2 separate regions of the Homo sapiens genome follow, and region 2 is linked to region 1. Evidence: read pairs that join two places in POLR2A ChIA-PET (ENCODE). Cell type or tissue: PC-9. All regions are shown on one strand.

Region 1 (4,000 bases):
GATTGAATGAATAGATTGTTTGCTTTTTAAACCTCATAACATATAAAGATGATTGGGAGAAAAATGCTGTACCATCATATTTATTATTTATATAATTAAGATTCATTAAAATTAGATCATCTTTCTAATAATGAAAGTCATTGGTGTTTTTTATGTTTTACTAGATTATTCAAGTGTATTTACCAATTAGGAGATAATAGCATAATGTCACTAAAAATATTTATTGAGTACTTACACTTATGTCATTGCTAACCTATTAAATATCAACAGATAAGACATATTCTCTGTTTAAAGCCTAGACTGAGGAAGAGAATATATACATACAAGGGTATGTATTGCTTTTTAAACCTCATAACCCACAGAATATAACAAATCATTAGTACTAAGAATACAAGAAATGATATAGGAGTTCAAATTTCAAGGAATAATTATTTTTACTTTTTATTCTTTTTTAAGATGTAGTCTCACTCTGTTGCCTAGGCTGGAGTGTAGTGGCTAGATCTCTGCTCACTGCTGCAACCTCTGCCTCCTGGGTTCAAGCGATTCTCCTGCCTCAGCCTCCTGAGTAGCTGGAATTACAGGCACCCACGACCACTCCCAGCTAATTTTTTTTTGTGTGTGTATTTTTTAGTAGAGACAAGGTTTCACCATGTTGGCCAGGCTGTTCTAGAATTCCTGACTTCAAGTGATCTGCCCATCTCGGCCTCCCAAAGTGCTGGGATTACAGGTGTGAGCCACCGTGCCTGGCCCAGTTTTTAAAAGAGACAGTGGCAACAGAGGAAAGTAAGATGTGACTGGGCTTCTAAAAATGAATAGAATTTTTTTTAAAGAGCAAAAAGGGGAGAAATAGAAGCAGAAGAAATAATATCAACAGAAGCTTAAAATGTGGCAGTTGTATTAGTTTCCTAAGTTTGCTGTAACAACAAAAAATACTGGAGAGCTAGGTGGCTTAAAACAGTAGAAAAGTATTATCTCACAGTTTAGAAATCAGAAATCAAGGTGTTGGCCGGGCCATGCTTCCTCCGAAAGCTTCAGAAGAATCCTTCCTTGCCTCTTCCTAGCTTCTGGGTTTGCTGGCAATCTGTGGCATTCCTTTGCTTGCAGATGCGTCACTTCAATCCTCCTTCTTCACATGATGTTCTCCCTGCCTTTACATCATCTTCCTTCTGTTCGTGTCTGTCTCTGTGTCCAAATTTCCACCTTAATGACCTCATTTTAACTTGGTTACCTCTGTGAAAACTCTATTTCCAAACATGGGAAGATTCTGAGGTATTAGGGGTTAGGACTTCAACGTACGTTTATTGCAGGATACAATTGAACCCATAATATTTTATTTTTACTTTTTTTTTTTTTTAGAGATGGGATTTTATTATCTTGGCCAGGCTGGTCTCAAAACTCCTGGCCTGAAGTGAACAGCGTGCCTTGGCTTCCCAAAGTGCTGGGATTATAGGCATGAACCACTGCACCTGGCCAGAAACTTCTTATATAGCAATGATTTGAGAGTAATAGGATTAAGTTTAGAGTGAGCTACTAGGGTGGGGCATAAAGAACTTTGAATACTAGGCTGAGGAAATTAATTTTAAAAAATACAGGTAGGTGATGAAGAGCCACTGAAAATGTTCAAGAAGTAGGACTGAACTCGTGCAACTCCCTTACTCTCTTGGCAAGCTCTCACTGAAGTAACTGGAAAGCTTTATCTTTGGTTTTGTTTGTTTTTGGTAATGAAAACGTTAACTTCACTTTTAAACAGGTAAGATATGAGGAATACATGGGAGGTAGAAAGCAAATGGTGTCAAAAAGACAGAGAAAGAACACAGGAAGCAGCAGCATGGAATGGTGGAGGGAAGCCCTGCTCTCTCTAGAAGTTCTGGGCTGAATCCATACAAAACAAAACAACACAACAACAAAAAACTGGGTCATGGAGAAATCTGCAACGTTTTATGTATAAAAGGTGCCAAAAATTTCCATGAACTGGAAAGTCTATTCAAAATTTACACTGAAGACATTGTCCAGTGACTGTAACTGTGGTGACTCATCACATAAAACCTATAATGAGCTTCCTTTTCACAGACCACATGTTGGGCACTTATCCTTGATATATGGCTTTAGTATGACATCATTCTCATTTAAGAACAACTTTATTTCTGGAAAACTGTACTCTGTACAAATTATCTGTTGCCATTTTGCATGAAATCAGTGCAAAAGCCTCTCATCATAATACTAAATGCCTTCTTAAAGTTTCTGTCAGGGGCCAGGCATGGTGGCACCTGCCTGTAGTCACAGCTACTTGGGAGGCTGAGGTGAGAGGATCACTTGAGCCCAGGAGTTCCAGGCAGCAGTGAGCTATGATCATGCCACTCCACTCCAGTCTGCATGACAGAATGAGACCCTGTTTCTATAAAGAAAAACAAAGACAAAACAAAAACTCTATCAGTGCAAATCCAACCTAATTACTTAATTATATTTCCAAAGTTTGAATTCTGGAGGCAAGCACACACTTGACAGGGCAAGGTACAGAGCTTTTATAGAGGCTTGACCCTTCTCCCACATGAAATAATCAGGATTCCTGCTCTCTGCATTCATCTCTGAAGCAGTCACAGGAAGGGGACTTTGGAAAGTCAACTAGTTTTATAACTAAATCTCATTTAGATGTAGTACTTTATATATTTTTAGTGACTGGAAATACCTTATTTTTGTCTAAAAAATTTCAGAGTATTATTATTAAGTGTTTAGAAACAGGGTCTTGCTATGTTGTCAAAACTGTATTCGAACTCCTGGTCTCAAGCAATCCTTCCTCCTCAGCCCCCCAGATAGGTGGGATTACAGGTGCATGGCACGACACTCTGCTAAACATTTCAGATTTATTAGACAAGTTACAAAATATTGAGAGAAAAATACAATAAGCAAATTTTCTGATTGTGATTAATTGCTGAGATCTTATATAAGCAGGAAAACTGCTTCATATATCTCTATTCTTTGCAATGGTAATTATTTCCCTGTAGCTAAGTTTATTACAAGAAAGGAAGACGTATTCAGATACATATTTATTTGGCTGTCTGTCAGTAGGGGAAGAAGGTAAATCTGTATGAATGATGATTTAGTCTAACTTTCATATCTGCTTTCAAATTTTAATTGAACCTGAATCTAACTGTCCTCCCTCACCTCCTCCATCCTTCCCTTCAACTGAAAGCTTGAGGATAATAAATATAACTCTCTTTGTACTCCAAAGAGATAATTTCAAATTCATGGAGAAAATGGGTTAAATGGCAGGTCAGCATGGAAGAGATTAGTACATGGCTAATACCCTATGATGGTGGGACTCAGATCCAGACCAGATGTATTTCTATAAGTAATTGTGTAGAAAAAAGTCTCAGAGACGTTTTAATAGTTGGGTTCATTTATGGCAATTTAATTATTCTCTAGGTTGGCCTGGTTAATCTAGGAGCAAATCTCTTATATGGTTCAATCTAGAGTAGATCTAATCACCCTTTATTTAAAAACTATTTCTTTTATTTTTTAGTAGAGATGAGGTCTTGCTATGTTGCCCAGGCTGCTCACTCCTAGCCCAAATGATCCTCCCTCCTCAGCCTCCCAAAGTGCTGGGATTACAGGCATGAGGCACCACACCTGGCTTTCTAATCTACTCTTAAATAGCAGGATTTGCAGAACTTTCCCTCTTAAGTAGCATACTAAATGTTATTAAGAAAATAAAATCTAAAGTGGTGTTTTTTTCCCCACTGTGAATTGAAAAGGGAAGAGTAAAGCATCTCCTTTCCCCAAACAAGAGAGGAGTGGCCAGCAATTTGTTTTTAAAGGCCTGAGTTAGAACTTCTCTTTCCGCGTCTGGTTAGACAGGAGAAAAGTAAACTGGATTATCTCAGAGGAAGAAAGCACCAAAACTGGATTTTGGAGTTGAACAGATAAATGTGGCTTATCTCCACCAGGTAGCTTCCCAGTGGTGTGGTGACTGAGGGTGCACATTACCCCTTGTGGAGCCAAG
Region 2 (4,000 bases), 150 kb before region 1:
AGCTAAACTCCCATCTCAGCCTCCAAAAGTGCTAGGATTACAGGTGTGAGCCACTATGCCTGGTCTGCTTATTAAATTTTATCTAAATAATTTTTATTCAGGTAAATGAACAGCAAAATAAGCATAATAATAAAATAATTATGTCCCAAACCAATATCATATGTGTATATTTGCATTATATTTTCCCAGTCATCTATACTAAAAAACCTATAGATACTATACATATTGTACTGTGTGTGTGTATATATACACATATATCTATGAATGTACATATGTGTGTGTATAAAACAGTAATTTCTGACCTTACCTCCCAGACAGAAAATGTCAGGGGAATTAAAAACAGATTCTACTGCCTTCGAATTGCAATTCTGTTCTCCATTTCCTATTACCCAGAATAGCTTTACTTTGTTTTATAAATAACCTTTTGAGACTGATGAATAAATAATTTAAGATATAATATCTAGCTCAATAAAGCATATTTTGAAGCTTTCATTTACTTCTCTTTTAAATCACTCTCAGTTTAATGTTACCTGTTCGTTCTGTTCCTGAAGAACTATCCTTTAATGCTTTAATGCAACCATTATGTACCAATTCTCCCAGTCGTCTAAGGTCTGTTTCTGACTTATCAACTAACTCAGCATCTCGAGCAATTGCATCTAATCTGTAACAAAATAATCCAATTTTCAGGTAAATATGTTAAATGAAGTGGTGCCATTTAAGATTAAGTTTCACTCTATTTCAAGATCTGAATATCACTCTACTGCATGCTCTATATATTCTTGTTCACATAAATGGCAGGAAACACATAAAAACCAGGACAATGTGGTAGACAAACAATTCATTTATATATTCAATAATAATGAGTTTAATTCATTATAGAGCAAATGGAAGATTATATACCAATTCTGTAAAACCTTTTAATAACTGATCAAATTTTAAGATGTTCAGAATGAAGTGGTAAAGCTTTATAATTGTAAACACAAAAGCTGAGTAAAGTTCTGTAACTTTTTATTACTGTGCACCAAATAGATATGAATGATTAATACTCAAGACATTTTTTCATCTAAAATAATTATGCAAGTATTTCATTATATTTTAAGTATGCCATCTCAAAATAAAACAAAATATATCTATTTTTGAAGGGATTTTTTAAGAGTAAAAAAATAAACTAATTTGAGTCTTTGCTGATCTATATTCAGACAGTGGGTTGGCCACAACAAAGGGCAAAGAATATCCAAATCACAATAATTACTGAGATTATCTGATAACTTCAAAAAAACTATCTTAATTTGAATTTTAATACAGTTTGTATAATAAGAGAATGAATTTGAGAAACTTAAGAAAATATCTCTACTTAGGGAAAGCAGAGCTGGTTAAAAGGCTGGGTTAGCCTTTGGGAGGCTGAGGCAGGCGGATCACCTGAATTCAGGAGTTCTAGACCAACCTGGCCAATATGGTGAAACCCCGTCTCTACTAAAAAAAAAAAAAAAAAAAAAAAAATTAGCTGGGTGTGGTGGCATGCGCCTGTAGTCCCAGCTGCTCGAGAGGCTGAAGCAGGAGGATCACATGAACCCATGAGGTGGAGGTTACAGTGAGCCAAGATCGCGCCACTGCACTCCAGCCTGGGAGACAGTGAGAGACTCCATTTAAAAAGAAAAAAAAAAAAGGCTGGGTTAGCAACTCAGCCCCTCTATGGATAAATCTGCTCGTGCTACTTTTAAGTTATTGATGAAAAATGAGATAAAGATTGTAAAAAGTGCCTTACCGTCATAAAAGTGCAATTTAAACATGTATAGATAATTTACAGGAAAGAAATTTGAGACTGGAAATTAAACACAGTATAAAAACATTTTTAAAAACAATCTGAAATTTCCCTTGTACATTAATTTTGTAAATGCCGATTAAAAGCAAATTTAACAAAGTAGCTAAACTGAATGTTAATACAAATAAATAAAGGTGACAGCATGTAACACATTCCATTATTCTATGAGAATAATAAACGTATTTACCTTTCCAGAGGACCACCAAATTTCTTATAGCTCTTGATAAACCTAAGAGAAAATAATTGTTTGGTAAATGTGAGCTTCAGTATTCACTAAAATTATACGTATTTCTGATATTTACAGATATAAGAAAATACTTGTTAGTATAAAAATTCAAGGCACTGTTATCTAAGAAGAATGAATAAACTATGCTAAAAACAAAAATGTTAAAACATTAAGATACACCAGGTAAGACAAGGTAAATTAACATCCAAGATGATGTTTAGATATCAGTATAAATAAAACAATAGAAGCTAAATTTTGTTTTAAAAATTACTTCATTATTTTCATAAGACCAAAAGAAGGTCTGAAGCTACCACAGGAAGTGTCTCCACAATAATTATCAATTATATTACACTTCCTCACATTCCAAGTGCTGATAAAAATTCACTGAATAGCTTTAATTCAGATGTGTATTACACCAACAATGCAAAATTAAAATTTTACTTAAGAAAGCTACGTAAGTGGTTAATAAATGAGGAAAAATATCCAGGTAAAGTAGAAGTCGAAATGCTTCCTCAACTAAAGACGAAAAGTACAGCAATTCAGGTGGTCATGAAAGTGCCTTTTAAAAAGACTAACAATGTATTAAATTTTCTGGTAGAAAGAATAAGGAAGAATTTTGTCAGGTCTAAGATTTTAAAAGAAAAAAGTTACAATGGCTTCAAAGAAACTTTCAAAATACAAAACTGAATAAGATTTTAATAAATGTCATATCCAAAACTATTACATAAACAAAAGTAAGCTGTTATCCCATTCCTCTTAAATAAATGTGTATATATAAACATATTCTGAATGGACACTACAATAAATATATCCTGCCTGGCCAATCTTACCTCATCTCAATTCCTACTTGAACATATCAGAAATGCTTTTAACAGGGTTACTTTCAAAAAGGAAATTACCCTGTTGTTAAGAAACTAGAAAAATACAGAATTTCCACAAAAAATTAGTAACTTTGGGAGTCATAAACACCGTGAGAATTTTTAAAAATCAAATGCATCAAAACTACTTTTATTATTCGAAAGGATCACTATTGAGTCAAATTAATAAAAAAAATTGTGTAGTCTAAGCAGTTTAGCGATAAATAAATAACATGCAAAGATTAGACACCAAACTTGTTTTGTTCAGTTATAACAAATACCCAAAAGCAGAACCACCCAATTCCTACTCAAATAACAGATTTGCCTCTTCTAAAACTTCATCACAATTTTTGAAAATTACGGCGTTTTTACATTTTAGTTTCACACTCTACTAAAACCAAGTTGAAGCGATTGTCTTATAACACCTTACCGCCTAATTTCTGCATCACTAAATCCTTTAATATTCTCCCGAGGAATAGTCCGTGGTCTTCCACGTTTCTTTGGCCTTTTCCCTTCTGAGATGGAATCACTATCAGATCCAGAGTATCTCCTACTTCTACTGCGCCTCCCTTCACTTCCATTGAAACTAATCTGGAATTGGAAAATATTTACCCAACCTTAGTGTAAAAACAGCTTGTATCTTAAGAGCAAAAACCATTATAAAAGATGGTCGGAATCTTAAAAATGTTATTAAATGTATCAAAAACATTCCATAAACAAAATTAAAGAGCAAACAGAGAAAAATATATACCTCTGGTGGATATTTTGATTTAAAAGGTAATCAGACATTATATCAAAAGCCTCCAAAAGTTATTCTACTGACGCAGCAACATAACCTCTAGGCATTTTTCCTGAGGAGATCAGAACTGTGAAGAAACATTGATCAATAAAGTAATTTACATCATAAAAGAAAAATGTGGCTGAGTGCAGCAGCTCATGCCTGTAATCCCAGCATGACTGGGAGGCCAAGGCAGGAAGATAACTTGAGCCCAGGAGTTCAAGACCAGCTTAGGCAACATAGTGAGACCTTGTCTCTACCAAAAATTTAAAATATTAGCCAGGTATTTTTGTAGCATGCACCCGTAGTTCCAGCTA

Evidence for each region. ChIA-PET counts read pairs that join two places held together with the same protein. Peaks named below come from ENCODE experiments on the same cell type or tissue, not always from the same donor. Only the 100,000 strongest peaks of a DNase experiment are listed, where the experiment ranks them.
Region 2: POLR2A ChIA-PET joins it to region 1 with 5 read pairs; 2 of 35 experiments call an interaction of 5 or more read pairs at or near these places.

What each region holds. Positions count from the first base shown.
Region 1 is chr5:99,018,345-99,022,344 of GRCh38, forward strand. No RefSeq gene overlaps it. Among named protein-coding and RNA genes, the nearest start is that of CHD1, 91 kb to the left of the region's middle. In PC-9, no CTCF peak of the experiment used is centred here; a DNase peak (open chromatin) is centred at 2,027; H3K27ac peaks cover 2,258 bases.
Region 2 is chr5:98,873,063-98,877,062 of GRCh38, forward strand. It overlaps CHD1 (chromodomain helicase DNA binding protein 1), which reads right to left. Exons shown (of 36, transcript NM_001270.4): 24 at 3,336-3,496; 25 at 2,010-2,051; 26 at 531-661. Among named protein-coding and RNA genes, the nearest start is that of CHD1-DT, 53 kb to the right of the region's middle. In PC-9, no CTCF peak of the experiment used is centred here; no DNase peak of the experiment used is centred here; H3K27ac peaks cover 175 bases.